2 separate regions of the Homo sapiens genome follow, and region 2 is linked to region 1. Evidence: read pairs that join two places in POLR2A ChIA-PET (ENCODE). Cell type or tissue: MCF 10A. All regions are shown on one strand. Links, peaks and the distances in the headings refer to the core of each region. The heading gives the core; the rest is flanking DNA.

Region 1 (5,376 bases), core at 164-5,163:
AGTGGTGTTCTCTGACCAGTTCTGGGTTGGACCTTATTTTCCGTGTCTTTAGTGGGGTCACTGCCGGATCTTATTTCATGTTCTCTGCAGGGGGTCATTGCTCTTCTGCTGTGTTTCCAAGCTCTCCTTTTTGGCATTTTTCCTTTTCACCTTGTGACGGTAGAAGCGAATGTTTGCACAGTTGGCTTTTCCATTTGTGATGCCTGTGTGGAGTGCAGGGAGAGGAGGGAAGGGCACAGGGAGAAGCCACACCATCTCCAGGGCCTGAGAGGCCGTTGCCTCGTTCCTATCCTCTTTTCAGAGGGATGAAGAGGTAACTCCGAATGAAGGAACGATTGAAAACCTGAGAATAATTACCCGCTGAGAAGCTATGCAGACCGCTGCCCTCTTCAAACGTTGAAAGTTATTATAAACAGTTTGTAAACATGAACCCAAAGAATTTGGACAAAGGCGTGGAGCAATGGTTGTCACATGTCTAAGTTATAAAAGGAAAATCAAGTGGGAAACATGTATTTCTGCTGCCATTTTCCCGCTCACATCATCCTATGAGGCAAACCAAGCATAATCAACAGTTTCAAAGAGGAACTTAGAGGAGGGTTTAGGTCAGAGCTGCCTAAGAGAACCTGCAGCATCAAGGCAAATGTTCTCTACCTGCACTGCCCAATAGTCCAGCACTAGGCACGTGTGCTATTGAGTGCTTGAGATGTGCAGGAGTAACTAAGGGACTGAATTTGTCATTTAAAACCATTTTAATTCACATAAGTAACCACGTATGGCTCGTGGCTATTATATTGGATGGGCCCAGTTCAGGCAGCAAGTAGAATTAGAGACAGTAGCATCATTTCTCCCTTTCACAGCAAAACTTCTCCAAACATGAGCCCCAAGCATTGTCTCTGGGGCCTTGCTTTCCGTCCTTGCCTCAGTCCACTGAGGCTTTCGTCACCCCCGCTGCTCAGGTGGAATTCCCTTGATAAGATAACCCACAGCCTCCAGGCTGCCACAGGCTTGGTCATTTTCTCTTTTGCTTATCTGAACTTCTCAGCAGTGTCTGACCCAGCTTGACCACACCCTCTTCTTTGCTTTCATGATACCTCACCCACTTGGCTTTTCCCTTCCTTTGCCCTCCCTCCAAAGGTTGGATCTGGGGCTCCTGACATTTCTCCATCTACACTCTCTGTGTGTCTGCTCTGCTAGAAACATGGCACTAATTCACCTCTCCATAGGCCAGAGACTCCCAGGTGTATATCACCAACTCTGACCTCCCTGCTGAGTTCCAAAATCGTATACCCTACTGCCTTGTGGATGTTCCACTTGGATGTCCAGTAGGCATTTCAGATTGTGTGGCCAAAACAGAACCCTCCTTCCTCCCACATCCTCAGAGCCATCCCTCCCTAGAACCATTATCCATGCAGTTGCTCAAGCCAAAAATGGGTAAGAGTCACCCTTTCTTCTCTCTCTCTCCCTTGATCAGCAAATCCTCTCAGTTCTTCCTCCAAATTACATTCTGAGTCCCTCAATTTCTCTGTCTCCACTGCCACCCCCTGAGGCAAAGCCTTTTCATTTCATGCCTGGAAAACTAAGCACAATGGCTTTCTAACTGATCTTCTTGCTTCCTGTTCAGACCTCTACAGCTCATTCTTCACTTACAACTAGGGTGATATTCATACAGCCTGAATCAGAGCTTCTACTCTCCTGCATCGATCTGTCTATATAGTTAGCAATAGCTTCATTTCTGAAAGCACTTAAAACCAGAACAACAGGGATTTAAACAAAGTGGAGTTTATTTCTATCATCAATATAGTCAGTCCTGGGCTGCTGTGGCAGTCCCATGACACTGGGAGCCCAGGCCCCTTCTGCTGTCCTAATCCAGCCAGCAGAGCAGTGGAAAAGAGGAAGAAGGAACACTCCTTCCCCTTCAGGTCACTGCTCAGAAGTCATGGGTACCACTTTTCACATCCCATTGGCCAGATCTCAGCAACCTATCCACACCCAATTGCAAGGGTGGCTGGAGAACTTGGTCTTGTTTTGTACAGCTATGAGCCTGTAGGAAGAAGGGGAGCATGGTCTTGGAGGATGACTGGTGGTCTTTGCCACACGCTCTAACAGCTTCCATCGTGCATTCCAAATGCTACTGCAGTCCATGCTATCTTGCATGGTTTGGCCCTTTGATCTTGCACTGTGTCCAGCCAGATGGATCTTTCAGCTCCTGCTTGCTCCTTAGTTCCTTTGTACTCACCTTTCCCTCTGCCTGAAATGCTCCCCTCCAGACCTCTGCAGGCCTGGTCCGGTCTTGTCACTATGATCGCTTTTCAGTTGATGCCTGTGGAACTTTCTCAGGCTAGCTAGTCTAATCAGTACCCAAACAATTTCTTCAGACTCACCCAGCCTTTTTTAAAGCATCTGCCCTACCTTAAAATACCTTCATTTATTTGTGTATTTGTATCTCCGCATACCACTCATCCACTCTAGAGGAAACACCTTGAAAGCAGGGTCCTTATTGTTCTTGCTCTCCACTCCATTTCCAGTGCTTGGATTTGCACCTGGCACAGAATGGGTATCTAAATACTAGTTTGATGAATGAATGAATTCATGGAACATGATGAATGAATGAATTCATGGAACACGATGAAGATCTGTGCCGCAGTATTGCAGAATAGATATACATATGTGATTCTAAATTGTTAAAGCTGGAAGGGCTAGACTTTTTAGTCCAATTCCCACATATTAGAGATATATCACAAGTGTTTTTGAATAGTAGAGGGAATTTGCTGAGATTTCTCACAAAGCCTCATGACCCAGATGGATTTGGCGTGGATGCCCGAACAGTTGGTGGGATTCAAAACCTGTTGCTCAACCCACATCCTACAGGTATTGATTAATGAATTGATATCAGCAAGAATAAAGTCTCCATGAGCTGGTGAGGACATTTGTGTGCAAATCACATTTCCATGAGCCCAAAAGGGGAATGGTGAATAATGAATGATAACCTAGAGTCACTCTCTTCCTTTTCCTTACCATTACTGGTTGATTCCCCCGAGTCATTGCTGTTATTTTCATTGTAGCTCCGTGAGAGAAGGGACAGGGCTGATCTTGTATCTTCTTGTCAGGGGCATTTTTGGTAAGTTTGAGAAATTTTTCATCACTCTAATGAGTCAGGGTATGATTCTCTTCATTCCATTCAGGCAGTTGACCAAATTCACGGAAAAAGAGGCGCCAACATCAACAGTAAGTGTCATGGTTCCCTCAGATCTCTGGGTGCGGCTTCTGGGCAGAACTCCAGCTTCCGCATTGGAAGCCAGTGGTTTGGCAGATAGGCAGCATATTATTGAAGCCTGTAGGGCCTGAGACTGATGTTTAGAATATAAATGTTCAGTGATGATGTTTAGTACACTCCATAGCCCCACTTGGGGTCCACTGATACATACCAGGCTCAGAGATGCTGAGTGGCAGCCAGCTTTTGGTGCATTGAACTGATCCATAGTGAAATAGAACCATAGTGGCCCCAGTGTGTACATCTCTGCATTAGGTTATTCTTAGGTAACATTTAAACCTGCAAGTGAACCCGAAGTGTACCTCAGAACTCTAGGCCCCGGGGAGCACTAGAGTTCACTCCAACTGTGTGGCTTTCTTCTCATGAGAGATCCTGTGGACTAAGGTCATGGTAGATGTGAACAGAATTCTTAGCCTTCTCATGTTAGGTTGGCACTTGGACTTAATTGGACTTTGGGGAGGGAGGAGAGAGGGAGAGTGGGGCAGAGAAGAGGGATGCAGGATCTACTTAGATCTCTCTGCATTCTGACAGAGGGGCATCTTTTAAAATCTAATTGAGTAGTATTCTGTGATTGAGGCCAATTACCTGAGATGGCTGAGTGTTTCAATTTCCAGGCAGTTCTGCTTTCTTTCTTCGGTACCTTTCCTCCTCGGTGTCATTGGATGTGAAGTTTAACATAGGCCTGGAGGTTATGGAGAGAGCCTCATTCCTTTTCCTGACTGTGGCTCACCGCTGGTTGCTGTTCCGGATGAGCCCACGGACGGATGGTGGCAACTGGCCCAGTGATGCCGTGCCAGGAGAACTCTGTTCATTTCATCCCAAACCAGGCCTTTTTTTGAAATGCAAAGTGATGATGTCACTTTTGTATTTTAGCCCATCCTTTGACTGGCTGAGTCTTATTTTTGGAGGATGGGTACATCAGCTTTGCGAAGTTAGCCAAAAGGCAACAATGAGAGCGAATCTTTGAAACCGGTTCCAGCAAGGCCGTTCTCCACTAACGGGTGTGGTGCTGTGCAGTGGATTCCAAGCAGCTGGCAGCAGCCTGAAATGCACGTACCAGCTCCCTTTCCCCTTATGCCTGCTTTGCAGGGGTGATTCTGATCCTTCGGTAAGTCAGGAAGGATAACTTCATCCCTGTACTTTCTCCTGCACAGGCTCTAGGCCATCTCCATGAGTGATTCCACCACCCTGAGGAGTTTAGGGCTTCATGGAGTGGGAGGAGGGGTGACTGTAGTGAGCCTGAAATGGTGGTGAGGCCGGGCAGTAAGAGAGCAGTAGACAGAAAGGATGCCAAGCACTCTGTGGAGACATTGTCTCTGTTCCTCGCCCCACCTCCCTGCTGAGAGAGGCCTTCCCTGACTGCCTCCTCAGCGCTCACCAGCTTGTTTCTCTGGTCACAGTCTCCTACTCTAATTGTCTGCATAGACTTCAATTTCAATTGTGATAGAAAACATATCCCATAACATTTACTATCTTAACCATTTTTAAGTGTACATTTCAATAATGTTAAGCGTATTCGCATCGTGCTTCTGTCATGCCATTCAGCCCCAGCACTTTGTTGTTGTTGCTTTTTTTTTTTTTTTTTTTTTTTTTTTGAGACAGAGTTTTGCTCTTGTTGCCCAGGCTAGAGTGCAGTGGTGCAGTCTTGGCTCACTGCAACCTCCACCTCCCGGGTTGCAGTGATTCTCCTGCCTCAGACTCCTGAGTAGCTGGGATCTCAGGCATGCTCCACCACACCCAGCTAATTTTTATATTTTTCGTAGAGATGGGGCTTCACCATGTTGGCCAGGCTGGTCTCGAGCTCCTGACCTCGAGTGATCTGCCCGCCGCAGCCTCCCAAAGTGCTGGGATTACAGGAGTGAGCCACCACGCCCGCAGCCACCACAGAACTTTTTCATTTGCAGAACTGAAACTCTGGTCTGCAAAAAATACGAACTCCCCATTCCCCCTCCCCACAGCCCCTGGGAACCCCCATTCTGCTGTCTGTCTCTTTGAATTTGACAACGCTAGGTACCTTATAAGTAGCATCAGATGGTATTTGTCCTATTGTGACTGATCTACTTCAGTTAGCATCATGTCTTCAAGGTTCATCACACTGCAGCTCG
Region 2 (5,376 bases), core at 217-5,216, 80 kb before region 1:
CCACATGGTTTTAAATATAAACAACTACCAATAAACAAGTAACACCCACAGAAATCCAGAGCCAGGAGGAGACATCTGCATTAGGCTCTGGTGCTGAAAGAAGCCTCCATCACCAGGTCAAGTTTATTTGCCAAAAAGAGAAAAAATAAATAAGTCCACCACCCAATCCCTTCTGGAGCAGCCATCCTTTCCCCTCCCCCTCCACATTCAGTCACTGGAACTGGAAGTCACTTTCATGCCAAATAATAATGACGGCCAGGTGTGGTGGCTCATGCCTGTAATCCCAGCACTTGGGAGGCAGAGGCAGGCGGATCACGCGATCAGGAGATCGAGACCATCCTGGCTAACACAGTGAAACCCTGTCTCTGCTAAAAATACAAAAAATTAGCCGGGTGTGGTGGCACGTGCCTGTAGTCCCAGCTACTCGGGAGGCTGAGGCAGGAGAATCACCTGAACCCAGGAGGCGGAGGTTGCAGTGAGCCGAGATAGCACCACTGCACTCCAGCCTGGGTGACAGAGCAAGACTCTGTCTCAATAATAATAATAATAATAATAATAATAATAATAATAATAATAACGATACTAATTCATTATTAGTGTCATTTAACAAATAATGAATTTGCACCATTTTTAACTTTGCAAAGCTCTTTCACTTTTGTTAGTGTAGCATTTTAATTATGTTACCAGAAAGGAAAGAGTGAGCTGGAAGCTGGGCCGCCTTCCTTCACTCAGCCCCACAGCCCATCCCAAACCGCTCCAAACACAGCTCCTGCAGAGCACCCGCAGAAACCACCCACGTGTGTGTGTGTGTGTGTGTGTGTGTGTGTGTGTGTGTCTGAATTCATGCTGAGTCATGGGAGCCAGTGTTGTGCATTGTCTGGTTGGTGAGGAGCTCTCAGATGTTTGTGAAATGATCCCTGGGGGACATGAGTAAGCTCTTCCTAGACTCTGAGTGCTGAGGTCAGAGATTGATAGAAAAAGAATTAGAAATTTTGAAAAAGGCGTAGAAATTCCAAGCAGGGCAGAATTCCTAAGAGAGACTATTCTTTTTAAAATTACTGACTCTCTTTTGAGGACTCATATCATTAAGGATCTGGAGATAAAGAGAAACTTTGGATGAGTAATACTTTTATTTTGAATTTTAAATATTGCACTGATGTTTTTAAAATAAAGCAACCTCATCCAGATAATAGAAGTGCAAGATGAGCTTCCCATAGTGGAACTTGCTTCCACCAGTGGCTGGTTAACTACATTAATTGGTTAACTAACAGGGCAGCCAATTTGGTCCTTGATGGGATAGCTAGTTTCTCCTTGCTTCTTTCATTCACCATTTATTGAATGCTAACCCTTCATTCGCACCATTTACTAGGTGCTAAATGTGAAGGAAACACAGTTGGACCTTCCCAGAGCTTAATGTTTCATGGAAGAACTCAGAGAAAACCCATTTTAATAGATTTAAGCCATCTGTTTCCAGAGAGATGAAGCTGGGAAATGACCGTGTAACCCATCATCTGTGCAAGACAGGAAAATACCCTATTGTCAGCCATTTCATTACTGGTGAAACGAAGGTGTTCTACACAGATTCGGTTTGCAGGGAGGCAGCATGGAGAATGTACTGGCTGGGAACCAGAAGAATTGAGCTCTAGGACCGTATCACCCTCGAATAAACTCTTTTTCTTTTCTTTTTTTTTTTTTTGAGATGGAGTTTCACTCTTATTGCCCAGGCCAGAGTGCAATGGCACAACCTCAGCTCACCACAACCTCCGCCTCCTGGGTTCAAGTGATTCTCCTGCCTCAGCCTCTCACGTAGCTGGGATTACAGGCATGTGCCACCATGCCCAGCTAATTTTGTATTTTTAGTAGAGATGGGGTTTCTCCATGTTGATTAGGCTGGTCTCAAACTCCCAACCTCAGGGATCCACCCACCTTGGCCTCCCAAAATGCTGGGATTACAGGTGTGAGCCACCGGGCCCGGCCGCCTCTAATAAACTCTTAAATTTAGGTCAAAGGATTCCACTTTCCTAGGCCTGTTTCCTCTCCTAGAAATGGGGGGGTTCAGTAGATGGCTAGAGGCTCCATTTAGCTTCATTATTTGCTATCACTCAAAAACCTCACAGTCCTGAGAAAGGCAGCCATGATTAATTCCTCGTTGTCTTGGAAGAGAACTAGTTGTGGTGCACTAGCCAACACATAAGCAAGCTCAGCCCTTAGCCAGCGGCTGCCTTCCCTCTTCTACTGTGACTAACCACCACTGGACCTTAAGGCAGTTGTTGGAACCAGTAAAAAGAATGTTCCTCTCCTGGCCATAAGTACAAGTGGTTATTTGCAAAGCTACATAATGGCGTTAATTAGTGAGAGTTCACACTTGGGCTTAATGTAAACAGACTCTCCTAGTAACAGACAACTTCAAACAGTGAGGCTGAATTCCAGTGTAGACACTACCTAAGCAAGTGAAGAATCAATTTTGAGGGGAAAATTAGAGACTTTGGGATGGAGTCCAGAAACCATGGGGTGGGGTTCGGTCATCGGAGGAAGGAGAGGGGCCACCTGAATGATTTTCCCTGAGCAGCTGATAAGCATATTAATCTGGGCAACTGAAGATCCCTATCAAACTATTGATACAGCTGTGTTTGGCTCCAAGTGTGCTGAATCTGTGCCAGCTCTTCACAACCTGTGATCTAATGAGCTGAGGACAGGAACTGGGACCTGGCCCTTGCGTGCTCCTTTGAAGGAAGAAGGGAAGGAATCAAAAGTGGAGAAAAGAGGGCTGGGCGTGGTGGCTCATGCCTGTAATCCCAGCACTTTGGGAAGCAGAGGTAGGCGGATCACCTGAGGTCAGGAGTTAGAGACCAGCCTGGCCAACATGGAGAAACCCGGTCTCTACTAAAAATACAAAAATTAGCCGGGCATGGTGGTACGCGTCTGTAATCCCAGCTACTCGGGAGGCTGAGGCAGGAGAATCGCTTGAACCTGGGAGGCAGAGGTTGCCGTGAGCCGAGACCATGCCACTGCACTCCAGCCTGGGCGACAGAGTGAGACTCTGCCTCAAAAAAAAAAGAAAAAGAAAAAGAAAGAAAGAAAAGCGAGCCTACAGGAAGGGGACACCATTTCGACTTTGTTTTCTGGTTCTTTTACCTTACCCGTCTTCGAAAGCTAGGCCTATGAGACTAGCTACAAATATAAAACGTACCTTTACGGAGAGGACATATGGGCAAGGAATGATTTAAATTCTTAGCCAATTCCTCTTGGGGTTTAGACACATTGTCACTCTCGTTAAATGGAAATGTGAAGGATAAATTCTTAGCCAACATCAAAAGGAGTGGCGTTTGAAAGTAGCGATAGAGAAGAAAGCGGGCTCTCTCGCAGTCAGAGGCCTAATCTCACCCCACCTCCACACTGCACCCACCCGGATGAGGGTTCCTTCCTGGAAGCTTTCATGTGTCTCAGAAGAAAATAATTACCATCAGAGCCACTCGAAGAACAACAAAAGAAATCCTTCCTTCTTATTTTATAGTCACGGGTTATTTTAAACCCCAAATGGTATTTCTCAGTTTAATCGCTAAACTTGGTTTCAATTGACTTTTACTCAGTTTTCTTAAAGTCGAGAGCATAAAAAATTTCTCACAATTGAGACTATTCAAAAGAACGTGCGGCAGACTCCAAATGCAATATCAGGAAGAGGGGGCCAGAGGGGTTTAGACAATACAGCACCTTTTTCAGAAGTCTATTGTCCTCTGTGGAAGAGGTGAGAAATTTGTCTGTACAAGTCCAGGCTTGCTTGTATTAAAATATCTAATTTTATACATAACATTCTTATCTGATAGGCAGCATTAAGATCCTCTTAAAATGAACTAGGTGGAGGAAAAGGGCAAAACCATGATACACAGTCACAGGAAACAGTTTAGATTTTCCTTGATTGGATTCCTTCTGGAGAGAGATTCCCGAGGACCTCCAGAGCCACACCTGGCTCCTTTGATGACTTTCAAACTCGCTCCAGGCACCGATGGTGAATCCCTAAGGGGCCTCAAATAACGGTGGCTGTCGAATGAAAGGCCAAAGTAGTTTACCTGAGTGTCTAGTGAGTTCTGTTTCCAATAGTGGGGTTTTCTGAACATCTCACATAATGAAGACAGAGTGGAAGTTACAGAATTTTATACTCAAGAGGTTTTGAGTCTATCCCGGAACCCAAAGCAAAGGAGAGTCAGGCAACTTTATAAGAAGCCCTCACTGTCTAGGGGCCTGTTTTGTTCAGGGAATAAAGGCTAATGCTAAAATGATCCTCCTGACTTTGTAAATGATTTCCAGAGGGCTCAAGGGCTTAGGGATGGCTCCCGGGAGCGCGCAGTGGTTGACAGTACTGGCCTGAGGAGCTGGAAGTGGACATTTTCCTGGAGGGAAGTGATTTGGGATTTCCCAAGGTCACTGGTATTGGGGCAGAGAGGAAGCCAGTTCCAGAAGCAAAGGTATGAGTCAGAGAAGCCCACTGGGCCCAACTCTTGCTGAGAGGACAGGGAGAGGAAGGGGCAGTGGACATGCATCCGACTGGAGATGAGCCCTGTCAGATCTAGACATCTACCCCATGGAATCAGAAAGATCTGGCAGAAGTTTCCCACTCTTTCCATCTGGGGGAGATGGCTAACCGTAGTGGATGAGAGTCCCAAGCATTGGCATGAGACAGGTCTGAGTTTCTGTTTTGAATCCTGGTTCTGATACTGCATGACCTTGGGCAAGTTACTTAACATCTTTTAAGGTTTGTGTCACGCGCATCTGTATGAAGAGAGTCCACCAAACAGGCTTTGTGTGAGCAACAAGGCTGTTTATTTCACCTGGGTGCAAGCAGGCTGTGTCCAAGAAAGGAGTCAGCAAAGGGTGCTGGGATTATCATTAGTTCTTATAGGTTTGGGATAGGCGGTGGAGTTAGGAGCAATTTTTTATAGGCAGGGGGTGGATCTCACAAAGTACATTCTCAAGGGCGGGGAGAATATTACAAAGTACCTTCTTAAGGGCGGGGGAGTATGACAAAGTATATTATTGCAAGGGCGGGGAGGGGGTATTGTCATAAGGTCAATTGATCAGTTAGGGTGGGTAGGAACAGATCACAATGGTGGAATGTTATTTTTTGTGGTTCTTCATTTGCTTCAGGTCATCTGGATGTATATGTGCAGGTCACAGGAGATGTGATGGCTTAGCTTGGGCTCAGAGGCCTGACAGTTTGTATCCTCGTCTCCGTAATGGTGCAATGATCCTTCCTTCGCGTAGGGTACCTTAAGTGAGATGAGATATGTGGAAAGGTGATCGCGTGCTCAAGAAATGCTAGCTGTGAGGATTATTAAGGTTATTAGGAATGTGTCACGTTTCTGGTTCTGTCCAAGATGC

What was found. ChIA-PET counts read pairs that join two places held together with the same protein. Peaks named below come from ENCODE experiments on the same cell type or tissue, not always from the same donor. Only the 100,000 strongest peaks of a DNase experiment are listed, where the experiment ranks them.
Region 2: POLR2A ChIA-PET joins it to region 1 with 6 read pairs; 5 of 35 experiments call an interaction of 5 or more read pairs at or near these places.

The regions. Positions count from the first base shown.
Region 1 is chr6:3,388,759-3,394,134 of GRCh38, reverse strand. The region is part of intron 3 of SLC22A23 (solute carrier family 22 member 23); the gene reads left to right. Among named protein-coding and RNA genes, the nearest start is that of SLC22A23, 66 kb to the left of the region's middle. In MCF 10A, for the core only: no CTCF peak of the experiment used is centred there; DNase peaks (open chromatin) are centred at 3,224 and 4,104.
Region 2 is chr6:3,468,774-3,474,149 of GRCh38, reverse strand. LOC643327 (a long non-coding RNA gene) reads right to left here. Exons shown (of 2, transcript NR_147844.1): 2 at 5,140-5,264. Among named protein-coding and RNA genes, the nearest start is that of SLC22A23, 14 kb to the right of the region's middle. RefSeq lists an enhancer at 721-1,015 and a cis regulatory region at 626-1,106. In MCF 10A, for the core only: no CTCF peak of the experiment used is centred there; a DNase peak (open chromatin) is centred at 879.